Regions from separate parts of the Homo sapiens genome. Here region 1 is linked to region 2. A link is an interaction called in ENCODE POLR2A ChIA-PET data of the cell type or tissue named here. Cell type or tissue: IMR-90. All regions are shown on one strand. Links, peaks and the distances in the headings refer to the core of each region. The heading gives the core; the rest is flanking DNA.

Region 1 (4,392 bases), core at 182-4,181, 93 kb after region 2:
AAAGTGGCAAAGGGTCATTGTGGTCAAGGAAAACACAGTTAGCATTCAGGACAGAAGGGAGGAAGGAGGGCCACGTTCACCTCTGATCTCAGTCTGACCTGCAGGTGCTAGTGTTTCCTCACTGCTTTCAGTCTCTTTCTCCTTTTCCACTCACCTGTGCAACACTTCTCATCTCCTGATGAGAGTACCAGGAGTTAGCAAAGACGGTGGAAGGTGAGAAGGTGTCTCCTACTGAGGCATTGGAAGAGGTGTGACGGCAGCGAGAGAATCGAAAACTTCATGATCAAAGTCAGCTCTACCCTTTCTTGTTCCAAAGGAATAGAGGCTAATAACCCTTATTAAAAATCTCTAAGACTTTTCTAAGGCTTGTAGGCATTTCCTCTGGCATCAGAAAGACCTGCTTGAATTATGACAGGGCAACGAGAAGGGCTGCCTCCAGGCAGCCAGGCGCCTGCCTGCATGTTGGACTGCCCACCTCAGCCAGAGGGTAGGTTTGAGGACGATTTGAATAGCAAAGGAGGACAAGGGGGCACAGGTGACCCCTACCAAGTGCATCTTTCCTAGGTGACCCCTCTGCAATAAATTTTTTCAAAAGACAGTGTTTTGATATGATCATTAGTTAATGCAAAGATAGAGCAAATGATGTGAAGTAAGTGTCAAGCGTATTCCACAATGGAAATATTAGGGATTGGATCATGAGACCTGGAGAAAAGTAGCAAGGAGTGGCACCTTCCTGTGCCTGATGTACAGAGATTCAGGCCCCACCCTCAGATGCAAGAACCTAGTGTGTGTGTGTGTTTCTCTCTCCCTCTCTCCCCACAAATGAAGACAACAGGCAGTACAATACCGGGTTTCTAAGTGAGTTGTTTCTCCAATCAAACAAAAGGCATCCTTCCAAACAAAAGGCAAAAAGCAGCAAAGCTCAGCCAGTCAGCCGGGACCTCCTGCTATGAACTATGTAACAACTTCCGTTTCTGAAAAACTGTACAATTGTAGCATTAGGATACTTGTAAAAATCACACATCATAGGTGACCAATAAACATTTGCTGAGCAGATGGAAGCCTGTGTTCTTGGAGGACTTACTATGCACTAGGTACTATGCTCAGTACTTTACATGCACCCTCCCATTTAATCTCAGCAACATTATGAAATAGTTGGTGCTATCTCCATCTTTCAGATCAGAAAACAGACTCGGAGTGTTAGAAAGACTTTGTTTGAGGTCACACCGACAGCAGATGTCATAGTCTGTGATTCTCAAACTGGTGTCTTAGCCTTTGGGCTAGTACCCCTTCCAGTGTACACAAGGTTAGTACTGCCATTTGTCACTCCCAGGCACCCTGCCCTTCCAATCTGTGACTGCCCAATTCCCATGGCCTGGGTTTGGGCTTTAACTTCAGGTATCTACCTGATCCACCTCTGTGACTAAGAATCAGACTTCTCTGAGTAATACGGAGCCATCCGAATAGTTGCAGGAAGATGCCTTTTTTAAAACATCAACTTCCCTCTGTGCTCTCCACCCTGCCCTTTATTGCTGCCTTTTTAAAAACAACCTCATCCCCAGATGTTTTGCCAAAGGTAGTTGTGGAGTAGGTGCTTACAAGTGTCTGTTTGAACTCCTAATTTCTTCAAGCTCTTCAACTTGTTAGTGCACCCTTGGGGCAGGGTGACAGATAGACATCTTCTAAGATGTTGGGCTTAATTTGGGAGGAAAGGGTAGCACAAGCGAGGGAAAGCTGAGAAAATAGTTCCCATTTCCTTTTATTGGACAGGCCATATGGAGAAGGGAATTGAATATTATTTATTGTAAAGTGATATGGAAAAAACAGTTGATCAGACTGGACTCTAGCTAATTCTGTCCTAATTTATCCATAAACCCAGCACTCTGACCCCCTAACTCCAGTGGGCTCACTCCACTGCACTCTACTTCTCAATAATAATTTAATCCAAGTGGTCATTGACAGGGAGGTCTGTTTAGAAAGTCATCTTGTCACTCAATTTGCCTTTTAATGTTTACAGTTAGACAAAGTAACAGCAGTGTCTATAAAGAAAATGTGGCTGGGCACGATGGCTCACACCTGTAATCCCAGCACTTTGGGAGGCCAAGGCAGGCAGATCACTTGAGGTCAGGAGTTTGAGAGCAGCCTGGCCAACATGGTGAAATCCCGTCTTTACTAAAAATACAAAAATTAGCTAGGCATTGGGGTGTGCACCTGTAGTCTCAGCTACTCAGGAGGCTGAAGCAGGAGAATCACCTGAACCTGGGAGGCAGAGGTTGCAGTGAGCTAACATCTCATGCCACTGCACTCCAGCCTGGGCAACAGAGTGAGACTTGGTCTCCAAAAAAAAAAAAAAAAAAAAAAAAAACAACGTGGCCCCCTTTGGTGGAAATGGAAGCTTAGGCATGTTGTCCTTCAGGATCCCTGGCCAGTTCTCCGCCTTGTTCTCTTCCCATCATTGTTTGCTAGGATGTAGAGCAATCTTACCAAAATGAGTGGTTCATTAAGTATATTTTTAGACTCTAGCCTATAATGGACATATTTTTTTCTTCCATAGATTATTCTGTAGCAAGTTGTGGAGATGGATAGAAAAAATCCCCCTAAACTATGTCTTGGTTCAGATATTAGCTCAAGAATTGCTATGCCCAGGGAGTCTAGGAACCTATAATTGGGGTTGATACCACTTGACCAAACTGACCCAGACGTCAGTCACTTTTATTGTTTTTACTTGCTTTCAGCCACAATAATAACACCCCAGACACTTGGTACATTGATTTTTCTGCCATTTGTTGTGGTTTCCTTTGGTAGCAGGTGTCAGACAAGATCTGTCTTAGGTATCCATAGAGATTAGATATAAATATAGGTATAGATATAGATACACACACACACACACACACACACACACACACACACATTATATAAAGGGATTGCTTTTTTCAAACAAGCAAAGCCTTCCATGAGCAGGCAAAATCCCTAGACCCTACTGTGTCCTGCTGTCTTTTAGAAAGTAAGGGTGGGGGTCAGCCAGTAGAAAGAGTGTGGGCTTTGGAGTCCCATAGCAATGGACTCAAGTCTCACTTGTGTGTGTGTGACCTTGGAGAAGACAACATCTCACAACAGTCCCCAGAGTGTGATGTTCCCCTTCCTGTTGTGGGGTGGGGGGAGGGGGGAGAGATAGCATTGGGAGATATACCTAATGCTAGATGACGAGTTAGTGGGTTGCAGTGCACCAGCATGTCACATGTATACATATGTAACTAACCTGCACATTGTGCACATGTACCCTAAAACTTAAAGTATAATAATAATAATTAAAAAAAGACAACATCTCAGTTTTCTCTTCTTTCCAAGAGAAAAATTCCCTGCTTGATGCTGTGAAAAGTGAGGTTTTCATGAGTCGATGTCCTCCTGTAGCTGCCATCCTCCTTATTCTTCTTCTTACATTCTTATTGTTACTATTATTAGTGACAGTCATGTTTTATGAAAAACTTCTTTGTGTGATAGTTTTCATCTGGTATTCTCCCAAGGAGGCCACTCCCCTATTTTTGCAGCTTGGTTTTCCAAGTTCTGAGTTAAAGCAGTGTTTGCCCCTGCTCCAGAGCTCTCAGCTCTGTTCCTTCCACACCAGAAGTGGGAGTGGGAGGGAGCAGGGCAGACGCCTGAGAAGTGAGTCTTCTGATCTCCCTTCTACTGGTGCTGGCTGTTATAAGGAGCATTATAAGGAGGGCCTCGTTCTAAGAAGAAAGGTCAGAAAAAGAACCAAATGTTTACAGCAAATAATAAAAAGTTATTTTGAATATTTTTCTCTAAATAAAGTGGAAAGTATGAAACTGTGTTTATTTTTTAAATAAATTTAGGTTATATTTGCAATTGTACTCTAATTTTCCAAAGAAACAAATGGGGTAAGGGGCCAGGAGTTTAGTGTTTCTGATAAGATGATAAAATAGCACAATATGAAATCCTTCACTTTATATTTTGATTTTTCTCAGAATGACCACAAAAAGGGTAAAATATAGTAAAGAGTTTGATCAATTTTCCTAGGGTACTTTTCTTAGTCCTTTGCTGTTGAAATTATTCTCTTTGGAAGTACAGCTCATGTTTTATTTGTAGCAGGTATTTTTTCATCTTTCTGCCTCTGACAGATTCTAATGTGCCAATGGCTTCCTGTGCGATTGGAGCTGTTTAACGTTACTTTCATGGACTTCATGAAATCTTGCCTCTTTGTCAAGATTTTCAATTGACTTTATAATCTATTTGCCTTGTACCTGTATTGCATTGCTCAATATTTACAGTATTAGGCAAACAGAAAGATATTGACCAAAGATGTAGGTCTAATAGCAAGAGTACTAATTAGTTAGAGATGTTGGAGTAGGGACTAAGTTTTAACTAGGAGTA
Region 2 (4,392 bases), core at 163-4,162:
AGTGGAAGTTTTTGTTTTTGCCCTTGAGCAGGGGTCAATTTCCCGAGTCCCAAAGTCTAGGGGCTGGAGAGACCCATCTCTGGCTGAATGCAGGACAAGGGTGTATAAAGAGCAGGGCTCATGGTCCTTGGGAGGGCATCTGAGAGAAGGGCTTGCTGGAAGGGCGAGCAGTTTGCCACAACTCTGAAAACACAAAGAGTAGCCAATTGCTGCTGGCATTTCTGATCAGAAGTTACTTTGAAGCAGCTGATTGAACCTAAGAAAAACCAACACCAGTGATAATCAGTGGGGTTTTGAAAGTAAACAGTTGGAAAAATTGTTGACAGATCATAAAATGGAAATGTGAAAAATGGAAAATTAAAAAATGTTAGCCCACAAGTCTATTCGAGTCGATGCCAGGGATTTCAAGATTTGCTTTGTCTCTCTGCACAGTTTAGGTGTGGCGCTTTCCAGAGGTCATGGGAAATATTTCTTCCGAGGGAATGTAACCATCGAAGAAGGTAAGATACTGCCTGGCTCGTCTTATCCTTTGGTGTGGGAGGAAAGCTCGGGAGCTAGCTACTGAGTTAGCTGAAGAACTTGTTCATCTGTCCGCACCTGTGACCAGTCCCTTGGACATTCCACTCAAACGAATGCCTACTTGATAATTCTTAATACCTTTCTTCTTCCCTGGTGTGCCTAGATTTCAGAATGACAGGAGTTCCGATTCATGGTTGTGATTTAATTTACTTATATTCTACTTTCATCCACAAAGCTGTTGACTATGAGTAACTCACAGTCAACAGCATTATGGATGAAAGCAGAGTATCAGTAAATAGGAATCATCCCTCAAGTATATTCTTCTCATACATAAAAATCAGTACTTGGGAGAAATACAAATTTATGAAATAACTCATGCCCAGGGGAAACCATGAAAACAGAGATATGAGAGCCTTAGTCTCTCCTACACAGTTGAGCCACGTATTTCACTTGTGTTTCATGGCAGCCCTGGCCCAAAGGGAAATGTGACCATTTAAATGATTTACATAGGTCAGAGGGAGTAAGTAGCACCTTGAAGTTCCCAGACCCTCTTATCTTCATAAAGCACAGAGGCACAGTAAACTCTCAGTAAACAGGAGCAGTTGTTATAGCTCTTTAAATTTTAAAATTGCTGTCACATGTGCTATCCTTTTCATCTGCCAGCTCCCTAGTAGTTCAGAGAGGTTACCTGTCCCAGCATTAGGAGCTCACAGGGGTGGTGGACATTGTTTCTGAAGGGCACCACTCCCTGAGTGGCCTTGAGTGACTCACTTGCAGGTCATTAGGTTTTGCATGTCCACAGAGGAGGAGTGGGCCCAGAACAGTAGTCTTTCTGGATGTCTTTAGGGAGGACAGCCAGGAATGGGAAGGTCAATTATAAGCAAAGTTTTAATTGGTCGGAACTGATTACACATGTATGTGGTGAGTTTCCAGAAGCTGGGCCATCCATGGCGCCCTCAGATGATGCCACAGGGCGTGAGGAAGGAGATGGATGTTCCCTGAGACGCCAAACCCCTAGATAGCCTCTGATTTACTGCCAGTGGTCCCTGCCCGTGTTGTTTCAGGGATGTTGGTTTGTGCTTCCCAAGTGCTTGTGAGATCGTATAGGGGCAGAAAGGAGAGTAGAGAGGCTCACTGTGAGCTGGGCACAACCCAGAGTGTGCCCACCAAAGAGCTAACCATGTGGTCTCTCTTCCCAGAGACATGCCAGAGAACACAGGCAACTCTGTGACTTGAGCAAGACACTCTGCAGGATGTGTTTTCAGGATCATGTTTTCACTTCTAGAATTTTCTGCCTCTGTGGGCCATGTTGGCTCTGTGGACATCACTGCCCATGAAGCCAGAAAATTCATGTCTAAGCCATGTGAGGTCACGCTGAAGAAACAACTCATGGTCAGAACAATAGGAGAGGTTATTAAGAGATATTAACTGCCTCTCATGCGTCTGCTCCCTTGGTCAATCCTCAATACATGGGCCTGTCCCTCCCTTCCTCTCTCTCTCTCTCTCACACACACATACATACATACATGCATGGAGACACAGATACACACAGTTGTTTTGCATTGTCTTTTGGATTCTTTTTCAGTCACTATCTTCCTGTATGTTCCACAGCTGTGAGGCTAAGCAGTCACAGAGAATTTCAGAGCTAACTGTAACCACTGTGCAAAAAATTAGCTCAAATCCTCAGCAAGGGGGAGAGTGGCTGCTTATCCACCCAAATGAGGTCATATCTTCCTCTCTCTGTTGGTCCTCTGTAAATAAAAAGACTGACAATCCTGCCAGCTTTGCTGAGTAATAGAACTTAAGAAAGCTGCTTCCCCTTGGGCCAAATAGTAGAGGATCTTGTCATCTCTCTAGGAGCCGTGGTGTATTATTGTTCTCTTCTGTTCTTGGAGAGGGAAGGAGTTCCTTGGGGTTGGCAACCATACTTCTATAGGATCTTCAATAAGGAATAACTGCCTACAGAATGTGGGAATTTTCCACATGCTTTGCCAGTGCCAGAGATTACAAAGGCGGCAAATAGGTAGCTTTTGCTAAAAAATATAAAAAGTCATTACCAAGATTGAAGGTGTGGGCTATAATTCTACCTGCTGAAATTGTTTCTCTTATGAATCTTTTAATCTTTTTCAACACTTTGTATCTTTTTGTGTGTGTGTGTGATGGAGTCTTGCTCTGTTGCTGAGGCTGGAGTGCAATGGTGTGATCTCAGCTCACTGCAGCCTCCACCATCTCCTGGGTTCAGGTGATTCTCCTGCCTCAGCCTCCTGAGTAGCTGGGATTACAGGAGCATGCCACCACGCCCAGCTAATTTTTGTATTTTTAGTAGAGACAGGGTTTCACCATGTTGGTTAGACTGGTCTCGAACTCCTGACCTCGTTATCTGCCTTCCTCGGCCTCCGAAAGTGCTGGGGTTACAGGTGTGAGCCACCGCGCCTGGCCACTTTGTATCTTTTATATGTATTGCACATGATAATTGTTCAACAAATTAGAGCTTATGTCATTATTGTCAACAGTTCCAGTCATCAGTGGATATGATTTTTATCAGAAGGACCAATGTCAGAGGTGAGAGAATTAGAAAGCAATTAAATTTCCTTGGTGCCCTAGGAACCCAGAGAAGAAGCAGTCAAAAAGATCTTCCCGATAGATCTCATCTTTTCTGAGTGTCATTTATAGGTCCTGTGAAATAGAGCCAGAGATGATTTTGTAAATGAGGTTGGGAGGATGGGAACTGCAACTAGAAAAAGACTTGACACTCTAAACCCAGTTTTCTGGGAAGGTACAGTCCCTTCTCAGGGCCTTTGCACTTGTTATTCCTTCTGCCATGAGCACCCTTCCTGCCACCTACATGACTCTTCCTTTCCTCATTCAGGTCACTTTCTCAGTGAAGCCTTTCCTGACCTCCATAGTTACAATGGAATCTCTCTCTCTCTCTCTCTCTCTCCTCTCTCTCCCTTCAACCCTCCTTATCTCTTGGTCCTCCCTGTTCTTGTTCCATGTTCTCTTTTCCTTTTTAGCCCTTGCTACCATCTGATATTCTCTAAAGTTAAATTTTAATATAATTTACTATCTCTTTTCTGCCACTAGAAATTAAATACAATGAAGGCAGTAATTTTCGTTTTGTTTTTTCACTGCTATATTCTCAGGGCCTAGAATCATACCTGGCATATAGCAGATGCTCAGTAAAAGTATGGAAGAAAGGAAGGAATGGGAGGAGGGCAAAAGGAAGGAAGGAAAGTTGTTTGGTTGGGAAGAAGGAAAGGAAAAAAAGAAGAAAGGCTGCACAGATAGATGGATTGTACTAGGGACTAATCCCTGTCCCATTTAACTGTTTTCTGGCACTTGTGAGCTATGCAGTATTACTTGTATCTCATGGTAGATATAACTCAAAGAGCTGACATGACATCCCCAAGGTCATTCAGCCTGTAGGTGTTGGAGCGTGGGTATGCCCACTTGGATCATATGCAATGATGTTCATTCTAATGTATTCTCTACTTTCTGTAAAATCAAGCAGAATTGTGTGATAGGTCTAGTATTTTGCTACTTCTTTTATAGATTTGTGTTTGAGATGGAAACTGGAGTCCTGAGTGCAGTAAGATACTATCAGTCATTTAAGAAACTAACTTCCCAAAACAGGCTATAAGCATCATGGGAGTTCCCGAGGTCATCATTCAGAAGTGTATGTCTGCTGATAACCCATTAAGATCAAGCCATGTGAAAGTGCAATGAAACAGTTATCCTTGCAGAGTTAGGATGGTCTGGAACCTTCTATTAAAACTCCCAGATTCCATGCAAGCCCCAGCTCCCCTAGTTTCCTTCCCAGGCGGATGACCGTTTTCACTTAGGATCCTGTAACAACTAGCAATCTTTGCTGCT

What was found. Peaks named below come from ENCODE experiments on the same cell type or tissue, not always from the same donor. Only the 100,000 strongest peaks of a DNase experiment are listed, where the experiment ranks them.
Region 1: POLR2A ChIA-PET joins it to region 2 with 6 read pairs; 3 of 35 experiments call an interaction of 5 or more read pairs at or near these places.

The regions. Positions count from the first base shown.
Region 1 is chr3:54,973,183-54,977,574 of GRCh38, forward strand. The region is part of intron 29 of CACNA2D3 (calcium voltage-gated channel auxiliary subunit alpha2delta 3); the gene reads left to right. Among named protein-coding and RNA genes, the nearest start is that of LRTM1, 47 kb to the left of the region's middle. In IMR-90, for the core only: no CTCF peak of the experiment used is centred there; no DNase peak of the experiment used is centred there.
Region 2 is chr3:54,880,364-54,884,755 of GRCh38, forward strand. CACNA2D3 (calcium voltage-gated channel auxiliary subunit alpha2delta 3) reads left to right here. Exons shown (of 38, transcript NM_018398.3): 21 at 433-500. The region is part of intron 3 of CACNA2D3-AS1 (CACNA2D3 antisense RNA 1); the gene reads right to left. Among named protein-coding and RNA genes, the nearest start is that of CACNA2D3-AS1, 19 kb to the right of the region's middle. In IMR-90, for the core only: no CTCF peak of the experiment used is centred there; a DNase peak (open chromatin) is centred at 2,298; H3K27ac peaks cover 928 bases.